2 separate regions of the Homo sapiens genome follow, and region 2 is linked to region 1. Evidence: chromatin loops called from intact Hi-C (ENCODE). Cell type or tissue: ascending aorta. All regions are shown on one strand. Links, peaks and the distances in the headings refer to the core of each region. The heading gives the core; the rest is flanking DNA.

What was found. Peaks named below come from ENCODE experiments on the same cell type or tissue, not always from the same donor. Only the 100,000 strongest peaks of a DNase experiment are listed, where the experiment ranks them.
Region 2: a loop joins it to region 1, with 2.2 times the contacts of the local background. A loop is called at or near these places in 3 of 110 quality-filtered maps.

Annotation. Positions count from the first base shown.
Region 1 is chr2:109,318,370-109,330,424 of GRCh38, reverse strand. All of the region lies in intron 1 of SH3RF3 (SH3 domain containing ring finger 3), which reads right to left. It also overlaps a transcript of RANBP2 not described here. Among named protein-coding and RNA genes, the nearest start is that of MIR4266, 11 kb to the right of the region's middle. RefSeq lists an enhancer at 11,578-12,055. In ascending aorta, for the core only: no CTCF peak of the experiment used is centred there; DNase peaks (open chromatin) are centred at 5,294, 8,054 and 8,603; H3K4me3 peaks cover 531 bases; H3K27ac peaks cover 6,562 bases.
Region 2 is chr2:109,190,487-109,202,541 of GRCh38, reverse strand. The region is part of intron 1 of SH3RF3 (SH3 domain containing ring finger 3); the gene reads right to left. It also overlaps a transcript of RANBP2 not described here. Among named protein-coding and RNA genes, the nearest start is that of MIR4265, 55 kb to the right of the region's middle. In ascending aorta, for the core only: no CTCF peak of the experiment used is centred there; a DNase peak (open chromatin) is centred at 6,911; H3K4me3 peaks cover 1,070 bases; H3K27ac peaks cover 5,063 bases.

The sequences.
Region 1 (12,055 bases), core at 2,244-10,243:
TAAGGAATAATCAACAGGATGAAAGTCTTGGATAATTCTGAGATATGCCAAGACAAGAAAAAAAAAAGAAGGAAGAGACGGAGAGAGATAGGCACAAGAGAAGAATTTTGCCCCTTTTCTTTAGTTTCGCAATAACATCTGAAATGCACACCAAAATTGAGGAAAAGGCAACATTCTTCTTTCTGCAACCCACAGAGTTGGGGAGACTTACCACACATTCCAGTGGGACAGACACTGGGCAGAAGACATTCCTTCCAGCATGTTCCCTCTAAGTATCTCACAGCTGCCCCAGAGTGGGAGCAAAGGAAATGCATGCCCGTGCTACATATATTTCATTACATGTTTTAAACTTTTAAACCATTTACTCCACTTAGATGAAATTCAATGTTTTGTAAGGGCCAGGGATGTTGACTTTTTCTGGTCAACATTCTCTCAATGCTAGTCAAACTGTCACCATGACTAGGGGTCCAAGAACCCATTGAAGAAAGTTGCAGTTTATCTGCACCTAAAGTTAAGAGGTTCTGCAGAGAGACTTTTGGAAACCATTCACATTCATATAACTTTTATTTCTCTCTTGTGCAGTTCCAAACCTTACAAAACTGGCTGAAGCTGGGTTGAAGGTGGGCTGAAAGTGAGGCTGGGCCTATGTAAGAAAAGGCATCTCCAGCCTCCTTTGTGTCACACTCCTGCAATTCATTTCACCTTCCTCCTGCTTTCTTACTTCTTGGCTCTAAATCAAGCTGAGCACTGCCCTCTTGCAGCCTCTAGAAATGTGCAAATCTCTCTGCTAAAGTGTCCTCCCTTGAGGGAGGCCTGTCAGCTCCAGACTTATCATCAGCCTTCCACCTCTGAAACTTGCTGCAGGAAGGCTGCACCCCAGTGCAGGGAAGGGAGAATGGGGGGATGTGTTCAGTTGTTCTCCAGCCAGCACAGAGGGAAAGACACCGCTCCAGCCATGGCCTCTGGAACCATTTGAAGCCACTGATTTACATCTCATTGAAAAAGTCTTGGTGAATAACCCCACCTGCAGGTCCACTTGATTCTTTGGGGCTTGACTTTTTCCTCATGCGGATTTGCTCTCAATGCAAAAGTCTTTTCCTCTCATGAGTTGTGTTTTTTTCCACATCTCCAGGATGTTTCTCAGATGGAGAGATTTAGAAGCAATCAACCAGGCTTCATGGGGTCTGGTCAGAGACTGGACCTGGTAATTGGGAAAACCAGGAGAAGGCTGAGCACAGAGGGAACACCAAACAAATGCGCAGAGAAACCACACGAGAGAAACCAATGTAGGAGAGAGGGGAACATTTGGAGATGAAAGAGTAAGAAAAGGAAGAGATAAATATTCCCAGAAGAAATGTGAGAGGATTCCAGGCCACTGGACTAAGATGACTGCCTCTGTGGACACATGGCCAATTCCTCAAGAAGACCACAGAGCAGCCACCAGGACGTGGGAGGAAGGACGTGGCCAAGCTTGTCATGACCACCCCGTTAACAACCCCAGGGAAGCCTCAGCTCTCAGCCCTGCTCAGAGCATGGAGAAGGCAACTGGGAGTCCAGGGATATATTTGACACTCAGACATTCCACCTCTGGATAACACTGTGTTCAGGTGAAATATTTTCATGTTCCTGCCACCAAAGTGGTCATGAACCACTGTGGTTCACACACACAAATGTGGGGGAGAGGAAGACCATACTGACAGATCACAGGACACAGTGATGACCAGGAGCATACAATGGTGAATGGCATCATCCCACGCTGTTTCTGGAATTCCCTTCCTATATCAGTACCATGACCTAGGCATCCTGGATAACCTGGAACGCTAGATTAGAAAGTACAAAGATGATTCTGAATGCACTGTCGAAATCAGAGGCTCACAGCCCCACCTAGAAAGTGTTCTTAGAAAAACAAACATGTGTAAACAAATGAATCTAGCCAAGTCCTCAGATGTAACTACCAGTTTACAGGAAATACAGGGAATGGAGGAGCAGGGGAGACAGCACCATGAGGATGCAGCCCACATAGTCAAGGGTGGGGCAGCTCTCCAGGGAAAGGGACTATGTTCTTCAACAGATTAATGGCATGAAGGAAATAGGTGGAAAAGAGTAGGAACTTCCAGAAATAGAAAGAAGTAAGAGAGATGGAATCCTATGCCATGAGTGGACCTTATTTGAATCCAGGTTTGAACAAAACAAGCATAAAAAGACATTTTAGAGACTATGAGGGAAATCCACACATGGACTAATATCAGGCAACTACTGTTAATTCTGACAGTGTGACAATGGTTTGGCTGTTTTTTGTTTTAAGACTTCATCTGTTGGTAATACATACTGAAATATTGAAGGATAAAATAATATGATGCCTGGGATTTTCTTTAAAGGATTCCCCAAAAAACAAAAAAAGTGGAGGGACATATGGAATAAGCTTGGCACCATGTTGACAGCTGCTGATGCTGGATATCGCCTGACACAGGGTCATTGTCCTAGACCCTCCATGATTGTGTATGTTTGAAGGTATCCATAATAACAAGAAAAAGAAATGAATTGCTAAACTGACACAAAAGAAAATTTATGCAAAGGGCAAACATGAAAACAGGAACACTGGGAAGTGGTATGTATATGTAAAAGTCAACTGCTTTTCTATCTACCATGCACAAGTAGCTAAAATATATAATTAAAAATACTTTATATTTTTGTTGCTATTTTAAGTGGTACTAGGTAGAAATTTAACCAAACATGTACATTTCCTTTATGGAGGATATTATGCAATTTTACTAAAAGATATTAAAGATGGCCTAAATAAATTGCAAGAAATATGATGTTCTTGAGTAAGAGGACTCAGAAAAGCTGTAATTTTCTCCCAACTTGATGTATAGTTCAAATGCATTTCCAATTTAAATCTCGACGGGATTTTCAAGTACTTGACAAAGTACTTGACAAATTGATTTAAAATGTATGTGGAAGAGTGAAAGTCCTTGCCCTGCTAAAATATCAAAGCTTTAAATAAGTTACAGTAATTACAAAAGAATAGTTTAATCAACAATAGACAAATAGACCGATGGAACTGAAGGGAGGGTCCAGACACAAACATGTGCAGATGATGTGATTTACCAGCGGCAGGGAAAGGCTGGGCTGTTTAATCAATGGTGTTGGCAAGTTAGGTTATCTAGATGGAAAAAGAAATTGTCCTCCACCTCATCCTATATACAATATTATTTCTAGCTGAATTAACATCTTAAATGTGAAAAGCAAAACTATAAAACTTTTAAAAGTTAATAAAAAGCTCCAGGGTAGGAAATGATTTTTAAATAAGACACAAAACACTGACCATAAATGTTCAGTGGAACAACATTTAAATGTTTTTAAAAACCTTCCATTTATCAAAAGACATTAAATACGAAGGAAAAAGACAATCCATAAACAGAAGATATTAACAACACATTGCAGAAACAAGGTATTAGCATCCAAAATATGTCAATAACCCAGCAGTTGAACTGGAACCGAATGGTAGAGCCAGCGTGCTCAGGTGTGAGCCCCTGCTCTCCCCTCACCTGCTGGGGAACACTGGGCCAGTGGCTGTGCGCACCTACGGATACTCTCCCATGAGACAGGCGTCCCCCTAAGAAAACCTACTTTATTGGGAAGGACTGAAACAGTTACTGTATCCAGAACCACTTAGAACAGTGGCAGTAAACACCAGGTAAGAACTACCCATCTATCTTCAAGAACAGATAGATCTTTCAAGAAAAAGATAAGTTAACTTAAACAGGCATTGTAGAAAAGGCTATGAACACAAATGGTCCCCAAAGACCTGAAAAGTGACTCAACAGCATTGGTAATCCAAGAACTGCAAATTAAACCACAATGAGATGCCATTTCACACCCACCAGATTGGCAAAAATTTAAAAGTCTGGCAACAGCAAGTGTCGGCAAGGGCGCAGAAGGAAACGTCTCTCACCACTGCTGGTAGGAGTGCAAAGTGCTGCCTGATCGCCAAGCCATCCTGTTCCAAAGAACATAGTATTCTCCAGGGTAAGGATGTACTTCTACATGAACATTAAAAAAAAAGAACAACAACAACTGAAATACCCATTAACTGTGAAGTAGATAGTCTATGATATACTCAGATCCATGAAAAACTGTACACTACATAAAAAAACAAATGAGCGACATCTATGTACATCAACACAGCTGATTCCTTGTTGGGTGGAAGAAGCAAGTTACAGAAAAACACCTTCTGAGGCTAAATCTGTAATATTCAGCACCAAGAACAGATAGATAAAATCAAATAAACAATGTAGACCCACATACGTGTGTGTCCTTAAATGTTTTACCATGGTGGAGAAAATGTGGCATACGCCCAGGATACCCCTGGAGGGCCTCTAGGTCTCCACATTTCTTAGGCTGATGGTAGATATACTAATGTTTGTTGTTGTTCTTCTTTAAACATGACATATACGTTACGGTTCACAGTGAAAATATCATTAAAAATAAAGCAGAAAGACTATTCATTTCTAATGGAAACACTATGCATACTTTCAACCCTCTCTGAACTTTTTCCCAGGAGTGATTTGGAACAAAGGGAGGTGTGGTCCCTGCTCGGGCCAGCATCTTTGCCCTGCAGTAATAAGGAGGGTGCAGCAGGCACCTGAACCCCTACACACTACTCCAGGCTGGTAGAGTCTGCAGGACATTCCAAGGAACATGTAGTGATGCCTGGCTTGGAAACCAGGAGATGAGTGGGCATATAGAAAAGAACCTTCTAGCGATCAGTGCTGAGAATGGAACAGGCTGCTTTGGGAAGTGGTGAGTGAGTTCTGTAACTGTTTTGGATTAAAGCAGACTCAGAGCAGCCATATTAAGGGATGTTGTAAAGGGGCTGTGTCACTGGGGGAAGCGGGGAACCAAGAAAGGAAATGATATGCTGTACATGGTGGCACATGCCTGTAGTCCCATCTACTCAGGAGGCTGAAGTGGGAGGACTGCTAGAGCCCAGGGTTTGAGATTACAGTGAGCCATGATCACACCACTGTACTCCAGCCTGAGTGACAGAGCAAGACCTGGTCTCCAAAAAAAAAAAAAAAAAAAAAAAAAAAGAAAGAAAGAAAGAAAGAAATTAAATGGCAGTCCCTGAAATCCAATGACTCCTGGGATTCTACGATTTCTTGGCTTACTCTGTGTAAACCGACTCACTTTGACTCCAGCCATGCCAGCTGGAGGGATGAAGTGAGACACTGATCTTCACAGAAAATTAAAGACCAGTGAGTTGTTTCCGAGCACTGCAGAGGAAATGTGGCCAAGGGACCCCTCCCTGACCTCTTGGGCCTTGTCAGAGCCATGGCATCCTCCCTTCTAGCCTCTAGGAAAAACAAGACACAAAAACCACACACATTTTAAAAACATCTCTTACGCAAGCCAAAGGCCTCTCCCAGAACAAACTTTTCCTTGCCAAAACTGTGTGATTGTATTTGTCTATACTAGTCATTACTGTATAGGAATGGCAAGAGGAGAGGGTTTGGGGAAGCGACAGCTCCACCGTTCCTTCCAGGAGACAGTGTGCCAGCGTGCGTGCTTGCACACACCTCAAGGAGAGGGACGGAGAGTACTGTCCTTGGAGTTACAGGCAGATTCATAGTTGGTCTCTATCCCCGTCTGGACATTCATGCTCTCCTTCAAGTCATTTGGCGCTTATGCAGCAATTCTAATTTCATCTACTTTACTACCAGCAGGGATCCACAGCTTTGGGATCCAGGAGAAAGGAGTTCCAGGAGAAAGGATCAACTTCGCCTTCTTCAAATACTGTCTTCAAAGGGCTTATTAGCACTTTGCAAATATTAGTCAACAGATCATCAACCTGGTTTTCCTTCTATTAAGATGACAGTTGTAACTTTCATTATTATTTTAAAATCTAAAAGATTAATCAAAACTACTTCACATCCACTAGGATGGCTAAAATCACAAAGACTGGCAATAATGAATGTTGACAAAGATGTGGAGAAACTGGAATGTCATACATTGCCGGTGGGAATGGAAAATGGTGCAGCCACTTGGAACAACTGCCTGGCAGCCCCTCAGAAGGTTAAAGAGAGTTACCATGCGACCCAGTACCCCTACTCCTAGAGCAGTGGAAACCTGTCCACAAAAAACTTGTACATCAATAGTCACAGGGCACTACCTGTGATGGTGAAAAAGTGAGAACATCCCAGATGTCCATCCACTGATTAATGGTATAAGCAAAATGTGGTCTAGCCACACAATGGATTATTATTCAGCCATAAAAACATGAAGTAGTGAAACATGCTACAACCAAGACGAACCTTGAAAATATTATGCTAAGTGAAAGAAGTAAGACACAAAAGGCCACATATTATCTGCTTCCATTCATAGAAATGTCCAGAAAGAAAGATCCACAGGGACAGAAATTACATTAGTGTTTTCCAGGGGCTGGGGGAAGGGGAACAGAGAGTGACTACTGATAGGTATGGCATTTCTTTTTACAGTGATGGAAAGTTTCTGAAATTAGACAGTGATGGTGGTTGCACAGCTCTGTCACTATACTACAAATTACTTTTAAAAAGATAAAAACATAAGAAAAGCTAAAAGATTAGCACTCTGAAATATTTGGAGACCTAAAATAACAAAAATAATTAACATCTATAAAACATGTTGACAGCTTAGAGAAGCATCCTCATGCCCACTCTTACAGGAGGGTGGAAGAGCAGGCCACCTTCACCTTATCTCCTCGAGGCACAGGCTCAGGGAGCTTGGCGGACACACAGCTCAACCTCACCAAAACCCCATGCACATCAGGAGTCTCCAGCCCCAGTGCAGATGCACATTCAGCTGAGTTCAAGCTTCGCTGGGGGCTCAGACTTATGCCCCATCTACCACTACCTACAATATTCTTCCTGGAGAGGGACAGCATGCTACCAATCACTAACAGAGAATGCACTTGGGTTGGTTGTTTTTCTAAATCTCACTGAATATTCTTTGGGATAGTATGTGCATATGTGTGTTTGTGATTCTTCATTTACACAAATGCCCATTGTGGTGAATATGTGGATCCTATAGCTGGAGTCATACAGGTATCTTCTTCAGTTTGTCTTCCTCTGTGTCACCTGCTTCATAGACACTTGCCCCTGTGCCAGTCAGTGCCTGCTATACACCCAATGACTCCCAGCCCAAGACCTGATGAGCCAGAGGGTCCTGATGGCCCCCGGCCCTCCTTCCCACTCTAGAAATACACACCTCCCCTTCCCACCCATTGCATTGTCTCTGGAAGCCGAGGCCTCTCTCTGGAGCATATGCTGGGAGCCCGGGCACAGTGGCAAAAGCAGAAGCCCCACAAAGTCTGCAAGCTCCCTCCTGTCTCTGATAAAACATTTCAACGAGACCACCTAGGGGTATAAGAAAATCCCTCTGCAACACAGCTCAGCAGCCTTGCCCACAGTCAGATTTGGCCTCTTTATATTGCCTGCCCACTCTCACTAAATTCCAATCTAGCCAGGGAAAAGCCACCTCTTGGCCTCATCTTAACATTACAAGGTTTGTGCATGGAACTTTAATTGATAGCAATAAAGCTGTCTGCCCATATCCTGATGTGGGGAGATTTGCAGGCACCAGAAGCCTGATTTCTGAGTTGGAGAAGGGTTCTTATTTGAATCCTTATTTGCTGGAAAAGCAAAATATGAGCTGATCATCTACCTCTTAATGAATTAGAAATCACTTATGTGGGTGCCCTGTGTGCTCAGCTAATGAGTCCTTTTTAAAAGGTTATTTCTGCTGGAGACCAGCCTTTGACATTTGACTGGCGACTACTGCAGATTTATTCATTCAGCAAATTTATTCTTGCAGTAACTCTCAAAATCAGTGCACACTATTACACAGCACAGGCCCTATTTGTGAAATTATTTATAGGCTTATTTAGAAATTTCAGCTTCCTTAAGATGGACAATTTTATTGGCTGATTTAAGCTCAACTCTCAGGCAAAGACAACTCACCCGCCTCCTAGTTCAGGCTCCTGGATTCCTGCCACCCCAACTGCCTAGTCTGCCTGTGGGAACATTTCGGCACATGTTGAAATGTTCTGCCTCTGCCGGCCCTGGCTGCCCTCAGACTCCATGGGTTTACAGAGCAGGATCTGGATTTATGACTTCAACAGGAAATGCAAAATACACAAAGTTCCAGCAAGAAGGGAGAAGGAGTGGTGATTATTCGGGGGATTCCAGAATGCTTGAAGGGGCGCTGAGTCTCCTGTGTATCCGTGTCTTGTCTCTCTCTTCCTCCCCCTTACTCCTTACCCTTCTTTTTCCCTTTCCTCATTCTTTCCCTCTCCCCGCTTCTCTCCCTTACCCTTTCTCGCTCCTTGCTGTGCCTTCCAGTTGCCAAGGTGACTTATTTTAAAAAGAGCCATCCACTTCTTGAAATGTGGTATTTGCTTTCATACTGAATAACGAGGACCAATCATCTTCAGAGCTCTGATCCTCCAGAAAAGGGCCCCATCTCCCCTTCAGAGAAGTCCTGAAGTCCTGACCACACTGGGACTTGAAGTAAGCAGTGGGAATCCACTGGAATTTGGCAGAACCTTGGGATTGTCATGGCCAGCCTCTGATGTCAAAATGTGACCAATCCCTCGCGAACACATCTCTCTAGCAGAATAACAGTAGTTGGAAGTAGATCTTCCCTCCAAAAATCTGTCTATACTTGAGTTGCACGGCAGGGGGCCAGGGTTGACACTTATTACAAATTTATTCATTTTTGCCAGATCCCTTCTGCCACAAGAGGGTTTTATCTAGACAAGGTTCCTAAATTGGCTTTGCAAAATGTAATCCTCTATTGATTGTCTCATCTCCTGTAATCCATCCAGTTATTGGAGAATGTTTGTTAAATTTCTATTTTAATAAAAACATCAACCACAACATTTATCTTCCTTTGTTAAATGGAAACAAAGCATAATCTAATTTTAAAAATACTATAAGCTGATAATCAAAATTCAACAACTGTATGCCCTGAACTCAACTAATTTCCACTTCAAATGCTCCTAATCCACATAGGCTTTGGCAATGAATGATGACGTTCTGGTATGGAAGAGGCAATCTGCATGCCACATTTGCTCTACCAATTTACTAAATTAAGTGGCAAGACAATAAAGGAATGGCGTTTTAATGAGAACAGCCTAATTAAAAGTGAATCCGAGGATATAAGGTTTGAGTTCTATTACTGACTGCATACCTCAAAGAATGTGAAGAGCTGCAAAGAAGCGTTTGAGAGGTGCATCCATGCACATGGCGTCTTGTGTGTCCGTGAGTCTTTCTTCCATGAATACTACTTATCACTAATCATTATCAGTAGTAATCATTACTTACATGTCTATAAGTTATCAGTAAGAGCAGCCATTTTTGAGCTCCCATGGAACAATCTATGTAGGTATGTAGATGCCTTACATACAATCTAATCCATATCCTAAAACCCTGCAAGATGGCAATATTACCATCACTTTACAGATGAAGTGTTTGTGGTTCAGAAGGTTAACCCAGGTGATGAGTATCGTAGGGCAGGGATTTGAATCTTGGTCTGGTGCCCGAATCCATGGCCATTCCATCTGACCACTCTGCCTGTCCATGTACAGCAAGCAAAGCAATGTGCCTCGAGTTTTATTTTCTCCCAGCAGAAAGTTCATCTGCCTGACGTTGTTTACTTGTCTGTTCATCTGCGGGGCTGATATCTTTACAGAAGAGGAATGCCAGTAATTTTACAAGAACAACAGTTGTGCATATTGGGTGTTATAGAGCTGGAATCCAGCACTGATTTTGGTGACCTAGTAAGCAGAGGGTTTAGACATTCTGATTAGGTGGGGAGAGGCCTAAACTTCTCCCAGATAACAAACATGTATCCAGCAGGTAGGACAGCCTCCCTTTGAGCATGAAAGGGTATAACTGGCCTTGGTTAAGAAGACGTGAGGAGGAAGTTGTGGCTCACTGCCGAGGATGGGCGCCTGCGGTGGTTCCAGCAGGAAGGATGGTTTTGCACTCACTGTGGTGAGATCAAACGTTGTACCTGCTGCTCAGGTGGGCTTGGGAAAGGGTGAGGGCCTGTACCTCCCTCTCTAGTCCAGGTGGCCACTGGCTGCTGTGCAGAGAACAGGAAGGAAACCTCTGCTCTCATTCCCACCGCCCTCCTCTGCCCGGAAAGCAGCCCTCAAAAATGGAATTAGAGTCAATGAGCCGAGCAGAGGCAAGCCGAGGGCTGTGACGGCCATGAGAACTGGGGTGAGAGAAGAGTTGTGTTGCTTCTACAGGCTTTACAGGAGCACTAGTAGGACTTGGTTCCAGGCCTAAGGAAGGGACCATAAGAGGCCACCCCCAGCTTCGAGGAAGTAGCTCCGTGAAGACCTAGAATGGAAACAGCTCCAGCTGGGAACCTCCAGAATAGCACCCCCCACTCTCCATCACCCACTCTGACTTCTCTTACTTCTCACAGCAGCTCGTTCACCTTGCCCCTGCAAGGAGGGACCCCAGATGTAACCACCGGGGGATTTCTAGGTCCCAAATGCAGGGCAAATGGGCTGATACTCCTACTGGCTCTCTTTCCTCTAAGGGGACAGAGGTGCCTTTGTTTGGCTGGAAAAAGCTCCAGATTGGACTGGGCAGTGAAGGGAAACAGCCACACACGGCCTGGACAGGCTGGGGGCAGGCAGGCTGCACCTGCCCACACCATTTGGCTCCGGCACGGCACTCTTCAAGATCGCACACTTTAAAAAGAGAGGAGGAGATGATAAGGGGAATGTTTAAAAACAACAGGGATGATAAGAGAAGATGGGGGAGTGTGGGGCTTTCTGTTCTGGAACGAGCCCCACTGGGCTTGTTTTCAGCCCTGTGAGCCCCCTCTCACTCAGAATACACATCTGTACTAACATGTGTTTCTCTTGACCACCGTCACTACCCCAGCAGAAGTGCAAGAGTAAGAAAACGAATCACTTGTAAATCCAAGCTTTCAGCCCAGCAGGCTGAAAAGGATGCCTGGGTGATCCCCGGGACCCCACTGAGCCCACAGGCAGACACAGCTCAGGACATTGTCTCTTTGCAGTCAACTAACCTGCACTGGCTTAGGAAGAGGGGAAATAAATGTAGAGTTCATATCACGATGCCAGGAACCAACTCTTTCTCAACTCCAAAAAATGCAGCAAGCTTAACACTTGGTCCTGCAAAACGATGCCACTGTCACTATCTGGCATATACAGGGCGACAGCCAAGAACAGGGTACTGGAGAGTTACTAAGCCATGCCCCCATCTAGGCAGAGATGGGAGTGCCTCTTCTGCAGACACCTACAAGCAGCTGCTGTCCCTAAAGTGAGCTGTTCCAGGCAGGATACAAACACCAGGATCGATGGAGAGCCACTCCTTTCCCATCTGTAATCCCAGTTAGCAGAGGGCTTTGATCTGTTCTGGGACAGACACTTGAAATACAAATGTTCTCAGGGAAGTTATGAAGTACAGTTTCATTACATATTGAATTCACTTGGCTCACCTACCAGAGGCAAGGAATTCCAGCTGGCTTTGGTTCCAGAAGTTCATCCCTCTTTCTTCTCCAAGCCAATGTCTGCCTCTGAGTGGATGGGTGGCCTCAGGCCAGAGCTCGTCAGGGCTGGGCTTTCATGCTTTGTCTTTAGATTGGATGAGACCAGAAGGGTCAGTATCTGGCGGCTGGCCAGGGCAGCCCCGGATTCTGGCCAGGGCATGATCTGAGAGACCATTCTGGCTTCCCTAGGACTCTGATCTCACAGCTGACAAGAGACAAATGCTGCCCCCAGTGTGAGCATGAGACGATCCCCTCAGGAGCTGGCTCTACTCACATGACTTTGAACCAACACACCCGCAAGGACAAACCACAGTTCTCTCACAGCGTTTATCCCACGGTCGCCAAAATGATTGTGCTATGATTCAGTCACTCAGATAAACGCGTATGCCGAGAGCCACCCTGGCTTTGAGAGGAGGCCTCACACAATTCCCTCCTAATCTTCTGGCGCTCGGCGGCATTTCTTCCTCACCCCAGGTCTGTG
Region 2 (12,055 bases), core at 2,332-10,331, 130 kb after region 1:
AAAGCAGCCATGCTGACCACCCACCAGCTACCCAGACATGTGAGGAACAAGAACGCGCCCCAGGGACAAAGAGAAAAAGTACTGTGTAATTGTAATTGTACTACATTTAGTAATTGTACTAAAAAGTACAATTAAGTTCGGGCAATTAGGTGTCCCTTCACAAAATCTCAAACAGAGAGTGGAAAGCCCAAAGCAGCCGAGACACACTCCTAGGGAGTTTCATTATCCATCGCTCCCCTCCGAGGGGGTCCAGACGCTGCCGAGATGGACCTGGGAGGCAGCACTGGAGGCAAGGTGGGGGCCGCATCCTCACTCTGCAGTCCACAGGTGGCTTGGGAAACAAGGGAGGGAAGAGAAGGGTTGTTTTCTTCCCCGTGTTCATCTACAAGCTGTAAGTGCGTCCATATGCTGATCTGTCAAGATGAGAAAGTGGCCGAGATCGCCTCGAGGGGAGGCTGTGTGCCTCCTGCCAGCTGTGCTGTCACGAGACCCAGCCAGGCTCCAAGGCAAATACAATGTGGCCTAGGTTCTGTGCCTGTGTCCCGTTTCCTTTGGACATATTACAGGTTACTTTAATTAAAACATTTGCTTCTCCACCAGTTTTTTTATGATGCCACGGGTCCTTGTATTGATTTCAGATGTGTCAGACTCATTGGTAGGAGGCTTAGCAACACAGGACATAATTCTCCCTGGAGGGAGGGCACTATGCCCCATTTAAATAACCCAAGAGATCAGCTGAGCAGCATTTATACCCACTTCCCAAAGCTCATTTCCTACCAATGCTCCTTTCACCGCTTGGCTGTGCCCCTGGGCTGTACGTGGCTCTCCATGCAAGGCGCAGCGTTTCCCATGCTGCTGACGGGCTGGAGAAGTGGGCAGACACTTGCCTCCTGACACAAACGTCCCAAACGAAGGCCATGCTGTGAGAGGCCCGGCATGGTCCCAGATCACACTTTCAGAGACCTCAAAACTGAAAGAGGAGGAGAGCAACTTCCAAACCAGGGAGGGGAGACCCTAGCAGGAGACAGCAAGGGTGGCCTGGGGTAGCCAGGGGGAGAGAGAGATAAGAGAGAGAGAGGTGGGACTGCTGGCCTGTGGCGGCTGAGATACCTGGATGTGTGCCTGGAGACAGAGAGATCCGGGAAACAGCCTGCACACAGGCAAGGGGCCAAGGCCCAAAGCCCAGGCCATGTACCTGTGGGTTCTAGGTCACAGATCAGGGAGGCCTGTGGGAGAGTGGGGCTGGGGTCTGTCTGTGAAAGGCTTCAAATACAAGGCCAGCAAAATTTTCACTTTGCAAAATGAGTTTTTAAGTGCAGAAGAGGCAAAACTAAAGCATCATTTCAGGACCGTGCATCTTGCAGCCATGCAGAGGCCGCCGGAAGGAAGACGTGTGAAGCCAGAGCCGTACCTGATATAAAATAAGGTCTGTGCTGAGGGACAGGGGAGAGAACTGAGAGTCCCTGAGCACGGCTGCTTCAGCCTGGAGCTCCAGCTCACAGGGTCCCACCCAGGTCCCCACAGCCACTTAGCTGCTGCTGCTGCCCCTTTGTCCCCAGCAGCAGCCCGGGTGCCAGTGTGGGTGGGCCCCGGGCCACTGCGAGGTCTGCACTATCCCAACAGCACCCAGGGCCCAAGGAGGAGTGACATGAAACAGCACATAGGAAACCCCATGACAGGCTGAGAGGCCGCACTTAGGGGAAAAGCTTTTCTCTTGTCCTGTGAACTCAGGGCCCTGTGTTTTTCTTCTGTGCTCAGCCGGCCCTAAAGGACCTGGTCATGGAGTGGGCATGAGGGGTGAGGAGGGGCAGCAAGAAATAGAGCCTGTGAGCAGGTGAACCAACCGGAGTGCAGGGACACCAGGAGAAAAGAGGCCTCCAGCTTGGCCAGGTAGGGGTGGGGCAGGCTGCTGGGACAAGCTCACTTTAAGAGGCTGTGGCATCTCCAGGTGGAAAAGGTCGGCGGTGCCTAGAAGAGCAAGGCTGGAGGCCGGGAGCCTGGAGGCTCTGCACACAGGGCAGAGTCGGAGGCTTGGACCCGCCGACTGAGCAGGACACAGGGGACTACAAAGGAAATGAAGGTCACAGCCATACCCAGGGACCACACAGGACACAGAAGCCATCAGAGATGGAGGGAAAGAGAGAAAGACAAGGCAGATGACAGAAAACCACAGGCAACCCCACGAAGGAGCCTATGGAAAGGAGGCTGCTAGTGAGTTCTGCGGCAGGGTCTGGGAAGGCCTCTGAGCAAACAGACGCCCACTGAGAACACCTTGCTGAAAGCCCCAACTACAGGTGCAGGATAGGGCCCCTCTGGCGACTCTGCAGATGGGGTGTTCTGGAGTTTCTTATTCTGTTCTCTTGTAAACTAGAAATATTCCATACCAACAAAGTCACCTTAGGAGCATGTGGAGCATGTCCGTAACATTTCCTCCACATCACTAGGGCTTGGAAGGAAAATGCTGGTTTCTTACCCTGGCCACTGGTGACATTTCTCTGTGGGGGGCTGTCCCATGCATCACAGCATGCTCAGCAGCACCCACCCCACCTTAGCTGTGACAACCAAAACTGTCCCCAGACACTGCAAACGTCCCTGGGGACACGTGCTGTACAGCGGGTGCTATAGACTGAAGGTTGTGTACACTTAAGCTTTCTACATCTAAGCCCTAATCCCCAAGACAATTTTGTTATTTCCATTCCATTCCATTCCATTCCATTCCATTCCATTCCATTCCATTCCATTCCATTCCATTCCATTCCATTCCATTCCATTCCATTCCATTCCATTCCATTCCATTCCATTCCATTCCATTCCATTCCATTCCATTCCATTCCATTCCATTCCATTCCATTCCATTCCATTCCATTCCATTCCATTCCATTCCATTCCATTCCATTCCATTCCATTCCATTCCATTCCATTCCATTCCATTCCATTCCATTCCATTCCATTCCATTCCATTCCATTCCATTCCATTCCATTCCATTCCATTCCATTCCATTCCATTCCATTCCATTCCATTCCATTCCATCCCATTCCATTCCATCCATTCCATTCCATTCCATTCCATTCCATTCCATTCCATTCCATTCCATTCCATTCCATTCCATTCCATTCCATTCCATTCCATTCCATTCCATTCCATTCCATTCCATTCCATTCCATTCCATTCCATTCCATTCCATTCCATTCCATTCCATTCCATTCCATTTTACTTTTTGAGATGGAGTCTCACTCTGTCACCCAGGCTGGAGTGCAGTGGCATGATCTCGGCTCACTGCAAGCACCTCCCGTAGCTGGGACTACAGGCACCCGCCACCACGCCTGGCTAATTTTTTGTATTTTTCGTACAGACAGGGTTTCACCGTGTTAGCCAGGATGGTCTCGATCTCCTGACCTTGTGATCCACCCGCCTCAGCCTCCCAAAGTGCTGGGATTACAGGCATGAACCACCATGCCTGGACCCCCAAGACCATTTTTTAAGTGGAACTGTGTAGAAAAACTCAAGACGGTGCTTAAGGCCACCATGTAAATACAGTCACACACCACGTGAAGACCTGCAGTCCATGATGACTGCATATACCATGGGGTCCCATAAGACTGTATTTTTACTGTACCTTTTCTGCATTTAGCTACGCAAACATTTGCCACTATGTCTCAACTGCCTACGGTGTTCAGTATAGTCACATCCTGCACAGGTCTGCAGCCGGGGAACACAGGCTGTGCCACGTAGCCTAGGTATGTCAAAGGCTGTACTTCCTAGGTTTGGTATCAGGAGGTGAGGCCTTTGGGAAGGTGATTAGGTCATGAGGGTGGAACCTTCACGAATGGGATTAGTCCCCTTTTAAGAGACACGAAAAATGTTCTCTGTCTCCACCATGTGAGGAGCAAGACACTGGCTGTCTACAAACCAGGGAGACAGCCCTCACTGGGAATGAGACCTGCTGGAAGCTTGACCTTGAACTTCCCACCTCCAGGACTATGAGAAACAAACATCTCACAGAAATCGATGTCTGCTGTTTAAGCCACACAGTGTGTGGTATTTTGTTATAGCAGCCTGAGAAACTCAGACAGCTATCATCCTCCAATCTGTGCTGGGCAGGGTACCCAAGAGGTAGCCCACTGTGCCCCTCTACCTCTCGCACACACCCCTTGCTCACTGAGTTTTGTTTAAGTTGTCACAAGGATGTTTGAAGTGATCCTGTCTTGCACTGTTGATAATTTATTCCTCAGGGTCATAAATTCCTGTCATTTAGAGATGACACTGCAGCTGTGATCTCACAGGGCTTAGATCACAGGCTGGCTGGCTGGTTTGCTTCGATTTACAACCTATGCAGGCCATGTCTTGAGGGTTCCAGAAGGTCCCTGCTGTGGCCATCCCTGCACTGGGCAGGACTTCTAAGTGTTCTGCTTAGGGTACTGAGAGACTTCAAATGTCACAGCAGGCTCCACACTCCCGAGCACCCCCAACTGACACACTGCATGGGGACTGGGCTTAGCCACAACTCTGCTGGAAACCTGCCGCTTACTTAACTACAGGTCAACTCTGTGAAAAACCTCAACCCCTCTGACCTCCTGGGCCTCACCCAGATGCCAAATAACCAAGGCTGCCCAAGGGGCCAGCTACATACTCTGTGGGATTTGATGCAAAAGGCAAGTGCAGTCTTCTGTGCAAAAAGCAAAAGTAAGGCTTTTTCCTTTCTCCTGGAGTTCCTCCCCAACCCACCATAGCATTTTTTTAATTTGCTATTTCATGCCAGGCTTCCTCAGGCAGGGCCAGTGCAGAGCCTGATAGGGGCCAGGGCCACCCTTCTACTCCAGCAAGGCACACACCCGGCCCTACTGGGCCCTGGCAGGCTTACTGTCCCAACACATCTCACAAAACACAAATGCAAAGGTAAATATCCAAGAATCTCAAAACAGCAACTGCAGAGCATTAAACCCCAAGCACAGGTCCCCCTAAAAGGGCCTCCCACCCCTCCCCGGCCACCTGCATCAAGGGTGGCTGTGGGAATATGGGCATCTGACTCCTGAGTAGCCTTCACAAATAGGGTCTCATTTGCTGGGGTTGGGGAGAGCCTCACCCCCATTTACTGATGAAGAAACAAGATAAGAGAAATTAAGCCACCAGCCCGAGGACAAACAGCTTGCAAGTGGCAGAGGAAAGACTGAAGTCCAAGTGGGTCTGGCCCTTCCCTTCCCTTCTTAACCCCTCCTGTGTCAGGCAGAACAGCAGCCCTCCCAGAATGAGGCCAAGTGCATCCCAGCATCCCTAACGACCAACGAATTACCCTGGCAGCCCCCTGACCTGGTCCCTGAGATTCTGCAGTGAGTTGGCAGGAAGGGCAACAAGACTACCGCCTTCCTGGGCCGCAGGGCTGCAGCAGGAGCTCAGGAGCCATCTGCACAGGTTCAAACCCAACCTCTGCCTCTACTAGCTGTGTTGCCTTGGGCCAGTTCTTCCACCTCTCTGTGCCTCAGTGTACTCATCTGCAGAAAAGGGAAAACAGTGGCACCCACTCACAGGGCTATGGTGAGGGCTAAGGGAAATCAAACTAAGCACCTGTTCCCAGTGCCCAGCACAGGGGCGCACTGTGTAGGGGAAGCCTTCGCACTACTCAGCAAGTAGTGCCAGCCTCTATGATGTGCCGGGGTCCTCAAAGGAAGTCCATCTAGGCCCACCTCTGTCTCTTGGCAGGATCTCCCTGTGAGTTGTGCCCCAAAGAGTCAGCAGTCAGACCGTATGCTATTGGCGCCTGATCTCATTTGGCCACAAGTAGGCCCAGAAGGCCACGGGGCATGTGGTGCAGCTCCCTCCTCCGGGAGGAGGCACACACCAGCTCAGGATTCACAGAGCCAGCCCCTCACTGCAACCAGACCTCAGCCAGCCAGGCCAGGTACAGCCGCAACCACAGCGCAGCAGCACTCGGAGTTTCAAGGCCAACTCCACATCCAGCCACATGATGTAGGGCCACTCTTGCAGGACGACAAACCCACGGACCTCTCAGCACAGGTGCTAAGTAGCTGGTCCCAGACACTCTAGAAACAGACTGGAAGGGAGTCACCTGTGTCCTCCCTTGCAGGGCTGCCCAGGATGGAGGAAGGGCTGTGGAAGCCATGCCACAGCAGGAGGCTGCCCGCCACGGGATTAAATGATAGAAGGACCAGTGGTAGGACCGAGCCAGGCCTGCAAGCCACAGCCCAACGCCAGGCCTTGGGGCCAGGGGAGCTACACCAATCCAGGGCTGCTGGCCTGGAGCAGCCCAGGGGCCCAGGAGAGCAGCGGATGCAGGAGGGTGGGCAGTCTCTGCCGTCCCAAACACCCCGACATGGCCTCAAGGGTGGACAAGGCCTCCAGGCTGCAGCTCTGCCATGGCCAACCAGCCATGTGACCCTGAGTGGGACGTGTGCCTGCCGGCTTCTGTCCCTCGTCCCATTAAAGGAGGCTTAGAGCCAGGTGGTCTGCGTTCCCTCTGGAGCCCTTCGACATCACCTGGATTCCCACTTTGGAAAAACAGGTGTGCGTACAGATTTGCTACTGCAAATGGGAGTTTCTGGTGGTGTCTCCAGAAGGCCCGCAAGGTACCTGGCCCTTCTCGCTGCAGGGCGAGGTGCTCAGTCAGTAATGAGATAATGCAACCCTGAGAGGTGGAAGGGAAATTCGAGAGACCTTCCAAACGCATAGCCAGACTCCATGCCGGGATCAGGCGACACAAATCAGCAGGTATTTAAAAGTAGAGGGGAGATTCTGAGAAGCCCAATTACCCACAGGAAGTCCAAAGGCTATTTTTAAACGCCTTATCAGAAGTCCAGGTCAAATGAGTACCAAAAAAAATAAAAATAGCAAGTGCTCAGAAAAATAAGATGCAAACGCGGAGCTCTCTGGCACACGGTCAGAGGCTGCCTGCGGGGAAAGAGGCATCCTTCCAGAAAACGATGCAAAAATAGCTCCAGCAAGGGAAGCCCATCAAGCATGCGAGGGTTAGGTGCAAATGGGAAACTTAATTAAGCAGGCCTCTAAAGAACGTAGGTTTCCAAAATAAAGCCTACAGCTCTTTATGTGGCAAGGCCAAGAAGGGGTGGGGACACTCGACAGTTGACACTCAGGCATGAGTGGCAGACGCTGGTGTCCGCAGGCCAGGGCCTGCCTGGTCCCAGAGGGCAGGGAAGCTTGGCAGCAGCTCCTCACTTGCCCCTTGTCCTGGCTGTCACCCCTCCTTCCTCCCAGGAACTGCCTGCCACATGACCCTAGCTATGGGACCCTCCTGTTAGCTCCCTGTTCCCATGGACTGCAGTCCTAGTGTAGGCAGTCCTAGTCCTAGTCCTAGTCCTATCACTCTCCTAGCCCCATCTCCAATGAGCTTATTACTTCAGAGAGAACCAAATTGTCCTTTTTTTCCTATTAGTTTTTATCCATCTGCCAGCTACAAATATAGGTGTAAAATGCTCTTCTTTTCAGTCAAAGAACCAGGGTATTAGGATTCCTTTTAAACACCATCTTCCCCTTCCATTTTCATTTCCCCCACTTCTAAAAAGCTGTGTGTTCTCAAAATCCACAAAAAAGGATCCTGGAGTTGGGGTTCCCTCCCCAGCTCCTCTACTTTCTCCCTTCCTTGGATTTTTTTCTTTTTCTTTTTTCTTTTCCAAGTAGCATTTTTAAAAACTGAGTTTGTAGCAAGCTAAGGGTTCTCTATATGGCATGTCAAGCACTGTAAGCTTCTCAATCTTTTCGTCCTGTGAATTTTGGTTGCCCTGACAACCACATTCTGGGCAGAGCTTGAGCATTCAGGATTGGAAGCATCCCCGGCCTGCAGGGCAGTGTTTAGGGTGGAGGGAATGAAGCTCAGCACCTGCCCTGATGAAACCTAAGCTCTGCTGATCACCAAACCCATCTCTTCCTGTATATGCAGAAGATACAAAGTGCCTGTGTGTGCATATGTGCCTGCCCTCCCTACCCAGCCCGCCCGCCGGGCCCTGAAAGTGGGGGTGCTCCTCGCCCTTCAGTGCTGCTGGAGCAAATGCCCCTCCTCCTCAGATGCGCACCACCCACCTGTCAGAGGACTTCTCCATTCTACAGAGCCTCAACACAGCTGCCATCAGCCAGCCGAGAGCGCAGCTGAAGACTGTGGATGGCAGGGGTTGAGGCCCAGCCCACTGGGAAGCAGGGGTGGCAGCAGACACACAGATCAGGGGAACAGGGCACAGCTGGGGACACCGCAGCCCAAGCTTTCGAAAGTCCCCTGCAGGTAAGAAACACAAGACCGGCATCTGTGTTACGAATCCACCTGTGTCATGAGGCTGATGGATGCTAAGTTCCTGAAACGTGGTCTGCACGGGCAGTGCCTGTGCCTGTTTCAGGGATTCCAACCAGTGCTGGGAAGGGCTTGGACACATGTGAGACAGTGACTCCATCAACAGCAACTGCCCATGCATCCAGCGTCTTGGGGAGTTTTTATCAGAATATCCTGACCTGGAGATTTGGCACACTGTGCACACACACAGGCAGAACAGACTGTTCTAAAACTTTCAAAAGTTTATTTTCAGCAGTCAGTCACTCACTCTGGTGCCCCAGAAGGAGCATGGCAGCTGGATTCCAACTGACCTCACTTTTTCCCTGCCAGGAGACCTGGGGCAAGGCTTGCAGCCTGCCAAACCCTGTAAACGGAGATTATCAGAAAACCCATCCCCGGGGCTAGACGAGACTTAAATCAGGTGCTGGGTAGAAAACACCCTTTCTAAGGCACTAAGCACTGCACAAATGTTCTTTTCCCTTTAATTGCCCTCCCTTTAATTGTGAGAAAAATAATGATTTGGGGTCAGAATGTATACTACATACTGATCTTTCTAGACCATCATTAAATGTAGAGGTAGAAACAACTCAAATGTCCATCAACTCATGAATGGAGAAAGAAATGTGGTGCATCCATACAACAGAATACTATGCAGCATTAAAAAAATGAATGGCACATACCACATGGGTGAGCTTCAGAAACATCATGGGGAATGAAAGAAGCCAGATATAAAAAGGCCGCAAACTGTATGATTCCATTCATATGAAAAGCCCAGAATAGGGAGACCCACAGAGTTGCCCAGAGCTGGGGTGACAGTAAGGAGAACAGTTTCTTTAGAAGTGATAAAAATGGTCTATGATTGACTGTGGCGATGGCTACACATTATATGTTGAATATACTAAAACCACTGAATTGTACACTTTGAATGGATGAATTCACGGTATGTGAATTCTGTCTCAATAAAGCCTTAAAAGAAAAAAATGTAAATGCTGGCTAAATGACAGGAACCTATTTCTCTCTCACTCACTCAGCTGATCTTCCCAGGAAGGGCAGACAATTTGCCCTGATTCCAGTTCTCTTAAAATGTGAGACCTCTGGCCTTTCCTCTGGGATTCAAAATCCAACTGCTGTGAGTTAAGAATGTTCCTTCATAATTTTAACTTCTATTTACTCACCTTTGAACCACACTAAGTAATTTCTTGGCACATTGACATCTGTTGATGGATCTGTATTACAACTTTTCCAACTTGCAGGTTTCCAAGTCACAAGAGGTTCATCACAATACCTCTTCTTCTTGCAAAACACCCTTAATTTAACCACAGCTATGATGATAGTAACTGGCATATCACTGGAATGTCATAAATTGAAAATTCATAAAATCAGTGCACAGAAACAGGTGCAGGAGAAATGTATGGTGAATCAAAGCCATCCCAATGACCATTCATATTTGTCAAAGTCTGAACTCGTCTGTCACTGCTGTGACTTCCATGGGTGGCTGCACTGGAAGCCCCAGGGACTGAAATAAGTTTCCAGATTTTAAAATTTAAGTCCTTGAAAAATGCAGTCATCTATAAGAGTCTTCCTCTGCAGTTGGAAGGCCTATTTGCATTACCTTCTGTATATTTACTTCCAGCTTCTCTCTTTATCTCATAGACTATTCCATGCCGTTTCAAGACAGAAATTCCACATGAGGACCACGCTGGCACAGGCATAGAAATTACCAAATCTCTATAAGAAAGGCTTACTCTGATCCAACACAAATGTATACCAGGCTAATACAAATTAAATTTCTAATAATAAAAGTGCATTTCCTCTTAATAATTGGGAAGTTAATGTCTTCTATGAGTAACATATGCTATAAATACTCCACATTTTGAGAATGATGCCTGCTCAAAAGAAGAGGTTTTTAAAAACTCATTTTCTGCTTTTTGTATCCAAGCATCTCAGATCACTTTCCAATAAGCCACGATTTCTCCAAACATCCCATGAGCTGCAGTGCCAGGGACAGGTTCCCTGCTTAGATACAGACAGAATCATAAAGAGGTTCAGTAGCCTGTGGAGTGGACGAGTTAGTGCCATATGTAGAACCGAACCGCTCTCAAAGAACCAATATTGGGTACCGTGAAGAACTCTGAGTCCAAAATTAACCAAAGTTGACTTCTGTCGCTCGGTTTGCAAAGTGAAGGTGCAGGTAGACAAATTCAATGCTTTTCAAATTGTGTTCGCCAAAATGACTGCAGGGGTTGAGGTGGAGGGGGAGGGTTTGTAGGGGCTGGAGTGTGAGGCCCTTTTTGTCAATCCGAGAAGCACCACTTTCAACTGTTTTTGTTAAGCAGAAGGGTCTTCTGTTGAAAATAATAATAGTAAAGGTTTCAAAAATGCTGGTCTCAGTGACCTTAAAGGGTTATTGTTTTTATAACCACAAAGAAGAGGAATCCTCAGTCCCAACCTGGGGACTTTGCCCAACAGGTGACTGTGACTGTGATCCCTGTGACTGCTGGAGCCTGGCTCAGGGCTTCCCCTCGCATCAGCACCTCAAGGAGAAACGCACTGGTCCTCACTGTCACACCACCCAGCTATACTGCCATGGGCAAGTGGCTCCAATTATTGGGACTGCTCTTGCTGCAATTCCACTTTCTTCATGTGAAAGGGTGGGAAATGCCTGCCCCTCAAGTCACATAATGTGGGAGGCAGCGTCAAGCCTGAGCAGACTCTCAGGAGGGGCACCCTACCCCTTTCCCAGGCTGTGAGAATGAGGATGGAAGATGAATCACTCAACAATACAGCCTGGCCGCACCCAAACACATTGATTTATAACTCACCCCACTTTCTTCTAAATAGTATTCACAGTAGGTATGCAAGAGACTAAGCTGACCAGCACCTCCGCTGGTACTGCAAGGCCCCTCCAGGGTCCTCACGGAGCTCCTAATGATTCTCCAGGGCATTGCACACTTACTTTCCATTTGCAACAACTCCCTTTCCTCTTGATGTCAGAAACAACCTTCCCGTCCACTTTTTTAAGCACATGTCCTAGGTGTCACCCATCCCAGTGGCATCACTGCATCCTTCCTCCTACCCGGTTGATAGCACGTTGGGGACCCTCTACTCTCATTGGCAATCTGTCCCTCTGGATCTCTCTCCAATCACTTGATATGCTGTCTACAGCTACTTTCCGAATACAACAGAGGAGGTTAGACTCTTTGTGGCCCAAGAAGCCTGAAATATTTACTCTCTGGCCCTTTACAGAAACAATGTGCTAACTCCTCGCCTGACGCAACTATTAAAATGAATTAGAATTATCTCCCCCATAAAAATATTGGCATCTAGTAGGCAAAGTATCACAATACTCTTCATATTTTCTGATTAGGTAGAGCACAGTGCTTTACATACAGTAAGTGCTTAACCAGATGTTTTCTGAATTGAACACTCCTTAAAAATGATTAATTTGAGCCTGGGTCTATGCAACACCTATGAGTGATCCCATTCTATGGGTGTGAGTCATGTGACTGGGAAAAGAAGGGAGACACCCAACACCTAGCAAATTTTTTTGAAGACCATCAGCAGGTGATTTTAAATGCACATAGACTGTAGAAATGAAACAATAAGAAAGATTTTCACCAAGTCGCTGCAATATAATTAGTTGCAATGGGAGTGTGGTAATTTACCCATCTTCATTAACAATCTGTTCACTCAGGTGTTATACAATTCCACAGGAAACACAATCAACATTTTGGAAGATTACAACCCATCGGAAACAATCTATA